2 separate regions of the Homo sapiens genome follow, and region 2 is linked to region 1. The links are chromatin loops, found by intact Hi-C in ENCODE. Cell type or tissue: endothelial cell of umbilical vein. All regions are shown on one strand.

The links. A loop is a pair of places that touch in the nucleus more often than their neighbours do. Peaks named below come from ENCODE experiments on the same cell type or tissue, not always from the same donor. Only the 100,000 strongest peaks of a DNase experiment are listed, where the experiment ranks them.
Region 2: it touches region 1 in a loop (4-fold over the local background); 6 of 110 quality-filtered maps call a loop at or near these places.

What each region holds. Positions count from the first base shown.
Region 1 is chr2:55,958,749-55,963,748 of GRCh38, reverse strand. It overlaps MIR217HG (MIR217 host gene), which reads left to right. Exons shown (of 3, transcript NR_126406.1): 3 at 1-343. The region is part of intron 3 of LOC105374690 (a long non-coding RNA gene); the gene reads right to left. Among named protein-coding and RNA genes, the nearest start is that of MIR217, 22 kb to the left of the region's middle. In endothelial cell of umbilical vein, a CTCF peak has its summit at 2,281 (motif pointing right); a DNase peak (open chromatin) is centred at 2,238; H3K27ac peaks cover 1,558 bases.
Region 2 is chr2:55,883,421-55,888,420 of GRCh38, reverse strand. All of the region lies in intron 5 of EFEMP1 (EGF containing fibulin extracellular matrix protein 1), which reads left to right. Among named protein-coding and RNA genes, the nearest start is that of EFEMP1, 38 kb to the left of the region's middle. In endothelial cell of umbilical vein, no CTCF peak of the experiment used is centred here; DNase peaks (open chromatin) are centred at 300, 2,540 and 4,795; H3K27ac peaks cover 4,792 bases.

The DNA.
Region 1 (5,000 bases):
TTCAATTTATTAAGTGTGGATTCTGGGGCTAAAGAACTTACCTACAACCACACAGCCAGCAAATTACTGACCCAGCATATTCTGAACCCAGGTCTTTATTCTTTCCAAAACTTCACAGCACCTTCCTCAGAGCATCTCTACATGAAAATCTGTATAAAGAAGTGATCTGTGGTGTCGCCATTTGTATCAAAATGGTATCACAAACTTATTTAAAAGGCTTCATCTAAAAGTCTTCAGAGTTTTGGCCAGGGAAGAGCTCTAATATCACACATTAATAACCTTACCTTTGTAACATGTAAATTGTTTTTTGTTTTAACATCTCAGTTTCATTAAACTGAGACCAGAAAGAGCCATCATCTTTTTACCAATTTGTAATCATTTTATTGTGTTATGGACCTGCAGCAATGCTGACTATATTTACAAATCTGTGAGTGAAATTTTAAAACCATTTTCCTCTTCTAATCTCTCCCATCCTGCCTTCTTAGAAGCACACAAAGCATCTCAACCACTCCCAAATTCCCTGTTGGAATACCCTTAATGATTCTGAAATATTTTGTTATTCCCCAAACACCTCCCTAAGACGAATCACTGGACTCCAGGCTCTTCACATTGCCAAGTTGAATCGAGTTCAAATGTTCTATCTAACCAAACTCTAACTTACAACAAAGCCACATATAGTAGATGATGTGTAAGATATTCCGAAAATACCAAGGCAACAGGGAAAAAAAATCTGTGTCATCAAGAGGTCCTCCCAGAACTTCTTGTAATCTAGAATAATCAATTTTGTCAAGCTCCTGTAACCTAATCATAGCACACATGTGTATATATGTATAACTAATAACATAAATCAACTTTCATTTTAATAATGTATAGCTTAAGTTTTCTCACATCCAAAACAATTAGTGTTGCCAAATTTAAGATTATTTCTCTACTTTAGACATCAGAACATGCACAAGGACTTGAGGAATAAACAAATCCAAGAAAACAATCTTAGCCTGATAAAGTAAAAATTTTGAATAAATTCATAAATCATTTAAAACACAATCTTGTTAAATTAGCTATTTCATAGTATGTTATGAATGTAAAAGCAGAACACAGAAAAGGCATTTTCCAAAAAGATATAGGACTTAGTAGGATTTCCTTTTATGTTAAAAAATGGCCCATGGAAGAGCAGTTTTCAGAATGACCAGGGCATAGTCAGACACCTCTTTCATTGGAAGCTTCACCAAAGGGCACACTTCTCCTGAACTCAGAGTTTTGAGTCCAGACCCAGCTCTTGCCAAAGTTCACTGGGAGTTTTGCTAAGCTTCAAGATGATCCCACCTGAAAGCTCTTTGGAGACAAAGTTAAGGTAAGTTCCCCTTAATATTTCCAGAACCATATGAACATATAAGCAAACTGTGTAAGGCTACGTAGAAATGATTGAATTTTAATTTTTTCAAACTACAAACACTTTAAAGACAAGGATTCTCCTCTATACTTATTTTGTAGTACTAGCACCAAGAATAATGCATAGTACATAGTTGATACTTAATAAATTCAATACTTGTATGAATAAACTGAAAAATTCTCACAAGACCATTGGGGGCAGTTCTACTAATCTCCCTGTAGCCCTGCAATTTTCAAAGGCTTCATCACGCAATTCCCCTCACAACTTTTTGGTTCACTAATCATAAAGCCACACGGACAGAAAGGAAAGAAATCCCAGAGACCAAAAAGCCGTTTGTTTTGTCCATCTGGTCACATATTTATAGCGTTTCAGAGCTAAAAGTGGTATTAGAAGTTGCCTTTGAACAGTCCCATTTTACATGTGAGAAAACTAAAGTCTAAGCTCTTGGGTGAAGTGACTGAGCCTTGATCACCCAGCTGACAAGCACCAAAGCACTTCCCGATATTATTTCCTCCATATTCCTCTGCAGTTAGCCCCCACCAACTCCACCAGAAAGTATTTGTAGACTTAGGTATTTCCTTTAAAAGCCTCAGATGACTTTACTTGGGGTGTGGTGGAAGGGACCACAATTTTATTATAATTTACCAATAGCCAGGAGTTTTGTTCCACTAAAACATATGTATTGACTGATCTGCTGAATCTTGCTTTGGGGGGAAGGTGTTTTTTTTTGAGCCCATCTGAAAATGTTAAATGTTTCATTACTCTTAGATTATTAAATGAATAACTCCAGGGAAAAAATGTATCATTGTTTCTTATGAGTATTAAGACAAAGAGGCAAAACTTTCCATTTGACCACAAGAGGGCAGCTACAACATTTCCTGCTAGGTCTTTGGGGTTCTGAACTACGATCAACTGGGCATTTGGGGACTCAGCTTGCCATAGACTCCCTAATAATACCTTTCAACTGAATTCCCAATATGTCACAAAACATTCTCTCATGGTGTTTCCTGGGACGGTTTTTGTTTTGTTTTTAAAGAAATTATTTTCCAACTTCTTTCCAGATCTACAGAGTCCTCTGCTTTAGAACTCTGTGCCAAAGTTACCATCTACAAAGATCTTTGGAGACCAATAAATTGTTAGGCTAATTAGAAAACCCACAGAAAATGTTTTATTTTAATTAAGTTTGACCCCAGATAAAAATAAAAACAGTAATGATTATCTGATTCCACCACACTTAATAAAGCTTGCTCTAAGTGCTTCACGGGATTTGCCAAATATTTGCCTCATCTCAGCCTTCATTCGTCATTCCCATTTTCATGATATCCTAAAATCTTTCAAGTCAAAATTTATTGTGGAATTTTATCACTGAGCTAAACGGTGGGAGGTCTGCAAATAAAAAAGCAGAGATTAGTAATAGCTACATTCCATATTCTTATAGTTGCACAAAAACATAAATTCAAACTTAGTTCATCTGTTAGGTGCATAAAGAGTGGGGAGTTAATTTGAAAAGTAAGTGCTAGATTTTATATGTATATATGTGCATGCATCTGTGTGTAGGTGTGGCTGTGTGTATATACCCATTAATTTTTTTTGTTTTTTCACTAGTAATTATATATAAGTAGTTTGGAAATTTACTATTGATGTTTGTAGATTTTGAAGATGTACATAGCGATGTATTTCCTTCACATTTACCGTGAAGCCTTTCCCTTAACCATCTTATTTAAAATTGCAACCCCTGTCCCCCCAATCCCCACATATCCTGTCCTCATTCCCTGTTGTATTTTTTCTCTTATCAACATTTGACATACTTTATATTTTACTTGGTTTTTGTTAGTCTCCTTCACAAATAACCCCTCCCCAACTAGAATAAAAGCCCTATGACGAAGACAGAATTTTTTCTATTTTGTTTATTGCCATGTCTTCAAATCTTACAATAGTGCCTGACACATCAGAGGAGCTCAATAATGCAGCAACATGGTAAATTCACAAAAATTGAAGCATTTTTACTAGAAACTGATATTTTAAAATCTCTAGCATTGCTAATTTACTTCAGTACATTTAAGGAGACCTCCTAAAAAGAGATAATAGCCCACTATCAGAACTGAAGCATATTTCCTAAAGCAAGTATCTGAAACAATACGTGGGCTCATGATTATGGCTGAGTGTATACTCTTGAATGCTTAGACTCAGCAGGTCCTGTTTCCCAGAAGTCAATCAGACCTGGACTGAATTCTCAGCAAAAGTGGCCTCCAAAAGTTGTCACAGCATCACACAAGCAAAGCAGTGGGATAAAGGAAAGAGTAGTGACCTATCAATAAGGAGCCCATGGTTCTAGTTCTGCCTCTGCCACTAGCTAACTAGGAGTTAAACCATCCATCTAAATTGTTAGTGCTTTGATGTCCTCTAAAAAATAATGGATATAACACCCTGTTTATATCAAAGAACTTTGGAATCCAGTGAAATGTGAAAGTATTTTGGTAAGTATGGACTATTTTTCAAGTAGAAGATGTTATTAAAATCAATGTTGCCTGTACTGTGCTATGTAATGCCACCATTTGGTGTGGCCAGTCAACAATTTAATGGTTTAATGAACAATTCTAGGCTGGATCCAGTTCTATCAGTCAAGTGATGGTTTGTCAGGCCCTTCTTGGTACTCTAACCCCTAGGCCTTCTTCTTGCCGCTGTTGGGTTTATTTGACCCCAGAAGCTCTGCCCCATCCTGCCTCTAGGATGAATCCTAAGTGGAAACAAAAGACACTAAGGGAGCTCTATCGCCGTAACGAGGAATTCACATCATGTCACCGTACTTAGTTAGTCCAGCCCTGATCATATGCCTCAATGCTGGTAACTGGGCATCTTCTTTCTTCTCCTTCTGATAATCAGATCAAGAATTCGCCTCCTCTTGAAAGCATTTTCACAGTAGGTATAAATATTTGCTAAATTAATGACAAAAAGACTTTACACCAGTGTCCCTCTTGGTTTAGAGCTCTGCCAGGTCCTTGTCAGTACGTCCTTTAATCCCCTACCTCTTCACTCCTGGCAGCCTTCCCTGATGCTGGCTGACCATCAGTAGCCTACACCTGAGAGCATCAGAAGTACAAGATATCTTCCTCGATTCCTACTGCCACATTCATCCACCTTTAGGACTTCTCACTTATTCCATTAGACTCTGTAAAGCCAGCTGCTTTTCTGATCCATGCTTGCTTGTCATACCCAGTGGATACCACCTTCTATTTGCCAACTGTTCTCTCTCAGGGTCTAAAACAGGTCTATATCCTCAGGGCCTGCCTCACTTGGTTCCTGTTCCAGCTCGTGGCTTAGCCATACCACAGGACCCTCACTGGGTTAACTGGAAAGATGCTGTTTAGTCTTGGCTACCATGGCAGAACCCTGACAGCACACAAAGCAGTGCAAGTAATATTCAACTTCAAAAAATGTTATCTTTCAAAAATATGCTTGCAAATAGATTCTCTAGCACTTGGGAATGCATGTCTCTACACCAACAACTCATACACTTCAGTAGTCATTCCTTCAAACACATTCACTGAGTATCTTCTTACTTTGCACAGTTCTTGGCACAGGAGAAGAGAAAGTGAGACACAACCTTGTT
Region 2 (5,000 bases), 75 kb after region 1:
GGTTTCAGTGAGCCAAGATTGCACCACTAAATGCTAGCCCAGGCAACAGTGCAAGACTCCATCTCAAAAAAAAAAAAAAAAAAAAAGTTTAAGAAGGAAAAAAAAAGAGTTTAGCTGGGTATGACATACTCACAAAGATGCCAGAAAATACTCCTAACAATTAACAATCATTTAACAGTAGACAATGTTGTTTCCTTGAGATTCTGAAAGCATAAGCTTCATGTTGCCAGTGGGCAAAAACAGCTGAAGAATGAGAAGTAAAGCCTTTGTTTCTTTGCTCTTCCTCTGTTTCAGCCTATGACCCATTGGTTCATCTGGTTTATGTGTAGTACAGATGAGTCACAGATTGGTCGTTCACATGCATTAGTTGGTTTTCTTCCCCATGTTCATGAACTGTATGCCTAACCTCATCCAATCATCTGGCAAATGAACACTGTTGTCCACAGAGGAAGCTACGTGAGGGGGGTCCATTTGCAATGCAAATCCGTCATCATTGCTAGAAAAGCAATTCGAAGTAGCATGATTTTTTTCCTATGAGAACAGCATATTGTAAAGTTCTGATAGAACACAATGCAATGCCAAGGGCTTCTAGGACACTTGATTTCGCCACTCTCTAAAACAAAGAAATGAACTATCAGGGAGGCTGATAATTTGTTGATTTTGGTGATATTTTTGTTTATCATTTAAAGCACACCAAATTATTAACAATCTGTTTTGCCAGAACTGATAAGAATCTAGAACTATAAATCTACTGCTGGCCATCGATTAAGACAGTTCTCTCTTGTTACTTAATATTAGTATTTATTTTCTCCACTAGAACTGCTTAGCTTGAGTGAATTCTAGCTGATAATTTCAGAAGGGTGAAAAGCTAACTAGAACTGGGCATTTGGCCCAGATAAATCTGATTCCAGTACTATGAAAGAAACAGCAAGGGAACTAGAAAGTCTTTGACAAAAAAATGTTGATAATTGGCTAAAAACTGGGGAGGGAAACAGAAAACTTGGAGAGCTATGAATGTTATTCTAAGTAGAAGAAAGACGCAAGGGAGGAATCAAGGTGCTGTGACATTAACAACCCTATCTTTAAGGCTAAAAAAAATTAAAAACACCTATAAATTCACTTAAAACTACTCTCCAGAACTCATAGGAAATAAGTCTTCCTCAGGACCTAAATTGCAGAAACAAAATGGAAATCTGGTGTTTGAATCTCTGCTCTGTGTGACCCTGGGCAAGTTCCCTCAACTGAGTCTACATTTCAGTGACATCCTTTTTTTTCTTCATCTGTAAACTGTGGATGAAGTAACTACCTCTTCCACAGGGCTATTAGGATTAAATAAGAAGCTTTGTAATTCTGCCTTCCCAATCAAATAATAGATCTTTTTATATTGCTAAGAATTTACCTATTTTTATACCAATTAATTTTAGAATGTTACCAAGTTTGTATATGAATCTGTATAAAATATTATATACTTTTTTCTAAATCAGATTTCAATCTACATAATTTATTATATTAATTACTCAGGTTATCATTATCAATAGCAAATACTGGATGAGTAAAACAGTAGTAAACTTCAGTGCCCTCAGGTCTTGCTGAAGTAATTCTTACCTTCCAGGATTATATTGAAAAACAAAATACTCCAAATACCTCTAAGACCTTCACTCAGTGAGTCCCTTTTATTTAAAAAGTTTCAGAGAGTAAGTAAAAAGAGTACTTTGGTAGGAACTAGTTTATCACCCTGTCTCTAGAAAGGATTGGGAGCAATCATTTTGAGCAGGTGGGTATCTAAATCATTAAGAATGTTGGGAGGAAGGAGGCCAATGGTAAAGAAGCTCTTCCTTCTAACAAACATGAATCCTTTACCTTGACCATTTTTCTACTTTACTCCATTTATGAGATTAAATCAGTTTGATTGAGGAAGCTAGGTATAATAAGGTTTTAAATCCACACAGATCAAGAAGTATCACCAACTTGAATTTAACCACTATCTTTTCTTTAACCACAAGAGTTCACAGGATAGCACCATTAAATAATATTTGCAAAGCATGCACAGTGCCCCACACAGAACTAGTAAAGATACGGTTATTTTACTCCAGGGGTTTACAGTCTGGAAACAAAAAAAGTATATTGTGAAGAATCTGAATACTTTTAAAAATCTGTGTGTTATTGTTGAGGATAGACTCTCTATTTCAGAGATGGAGAAACAAAGAGAAAAAATTGATACCATGACCCTAGATCACACAGGGAGTGACAGATTCAAAATAATTTCAGTCTTCTTTGTCCTATTACTAGTGCATTCTCATCACTAGTCTACAGTGGCTTATTCAAAAGTAGTTCTAAATTATTTCTTAAACCAAAAGCAGCACAAATTATAAAAGTCTAAATGGTACTCAACACCATTCAAGGTGCAGATAATTTTTGCCCATGAAAACATGCTAAAGGGACTCCATGTTGTGGTAAGTTATCAAATTATGGAAAGAACATTGCAGAGATTAAAATGTTGCATAAGAGAGAGAAAGCAGCATGAGTCAGGGGTTTGGGAAATATGAGTCAGACTGAAGGGAAGGAGCCAAAAACATAGAGAATGAGGGCCTAAGCAGGGACTTAATGGACACCACAGAGATGTGGACAAAGTTGTCTCCATTAACTTTGAGAGAAAATCAAATGTGCGGTTCCCTAGACGTGGGGGTCGGTGTGATAAAGAGGCTAGAAGAGCTGAGCAAAGATTAGCCTGTGTTATTTAAAGCAACTAACGGTGCCAAAGTCAGCAAGAGAGGGACCTACAATAGTATAAATCACTAGGAGGGAGCACGTGGGCACATTTTTGAAAAATGAGGGAATCACCAAATATTGCCATTAGCTATTGTTAATGTATTAGAATGACGAAATGTGTTATGGTATTTTAGGAAGCACAATCTATTATTTTGTTCTTTGGTAATGTTAACATTAGGCTCTGTCTACATAGTTCAGAGAGACTCCTTATGTTGTTCAATCCAGACTCTCTAATCCTGCCTTTAAGGCCTTGAATTTTGTTCACGACAGATCTAGCATTTCATGATCCTCTTCAACCAGGCACTGCACCAGGCTCCTCACACAGAGCCCCGGCAGCTGTGCTGACGCCATCTGTCTGCCATTCTTCTCATGGAAACCAGTTTTGTCTTATCAGCATTTTCTAATGTGAGCTGCTTTCTGCCTAGAAACAGCTTCCTTTTCCTGGCAACCCATGTATCTCGTCTTCTTCAAAATGCAGTGGAGAACCCACCTCTTCTGGCGAATCTGCTTTATACCTCATAGCCTCTGCACTCCTGGACTCACTTGCTCAACATCATTTTTCTTTTACTAACATCTTACTGATTTTGCTGTGTTTCTCAGATATACCTTGTTACTCTGCTTCATACATTTTTAGCTCCATTAGGTAAAACACTGATCCTACTTTTCCTGAAACTTTAGGTACCAATTCTCAGCAAATGGTAATAACTCATTTATCCATTTATTGCACAAATATTTATTGAAAATCCACCATGTTTCATGCACTATCCTAGGCACTGGGAATACAGGGGGGAAAATAAGACATAGATCCCCCATCCCCACCCAAAGAGCTTGGGTCCAGGTCCCAGGAAATTTATTAACTGACTGCCTGAAAAACCAAGTGAGCTTAACTGTCAAGGATAAATTATAATCATGCAAAAACAACAAAAAATTTCTCCCCATAGTAATTTGTCCTAGATTATCAGGAAAATCATGGCTGACCTGAGTAGTTTCCCTTATAAATAAAGCATTGCTTTTGCTAATGCAGATATTCTCCCATACAAATGTAGGAAACAGATTTTTCTTACACACCATGGAGATACCTACAAAAGGCTGTGTTTGCACTATGGGAAGTCAGGAGCAAGTAGAGGGCAGTGGACTGTCATCAACACTCCTGGGAGAGCCACCTTTTCCAGAGCATCTGCACAGGGATGGGTATTCTGCTTTGAGTTTCTGACATCATTGTCCATTTTAGTAAATTTTGTATCATAGTGAGCTTTCTGGTATTTATGACAAATGGAAATGCATAGAAGTAGAAAAGCCAAACATAACGGAATTTAACAATGTATAATAATTTTATATGACTTTGCATAGATGTGTAAATAAGTAATTCCAGGATCTCAAAGTATAATTTTCAAAATAATATTGTGTTATTTAAATAAACTAATAAATTGACATTAACGTAATTGAAAATAGGTCAAAGAAATTCAGTCTGTTTATAGCCTTTAGCATTAGATAAACCACCAACAGCAAAGGAGAGGATAAATATTCTAAACCACAGCCAGAGAAGCCATAAATGGAAATGTAGTTAGTAGCTGCCTCCTGGTCACAGAGGTCACTTTTTTGACAATTTTATGAGTCCCAGTAAGTAAAATGTGTAATCACCAGTCAGTCCTAGGTGAGGCAAGTCTTGTTGCAGCTTTGTTTGGGTGTTGGTGGAGAAAGGGAAGGAAAGTAGTGGCAGTGAGCACAGTGGTATTTGTTTTTTGTTGTTGTTTGTTTTTATTAATTTAACTCACCTAATATTTTTATTAAATAACCCACTCAGAAGGTAAACAGACCTCATTCTTAAGAAGGAGTAGCACAGGTTTTTGTGTTTAAAATCTACTTAATGATACATTAATTCCACTGGAAATGTTAGCCTATTTATCAGACACTAAGAAATGAGCAACAAGAAAGTAGGAAGGAAGTCATAGGGCATCAGTTGTAGGAATGCAGCGGGGTGGAGGCAGTTTGCAGATAGATGTCAAAAAGAAAAGCCTCAGTCACTGCTGAGGCCTCCCTTAGAAAATGCAGCAGCCAGCCCAGGGCCTTGATCTGCTGCCAGAGGAAACTTGCCACATCTGAATCTAACATTGCCGTATCTCTCAGGACTGTTATCACTGCAAATGCTGGCAAATGTTCTTGACATAAAACAATAGATACTCTGCTGTCATTTCTGCATTAACGAGTCATAAAGCTCTGAAGAAACCCCA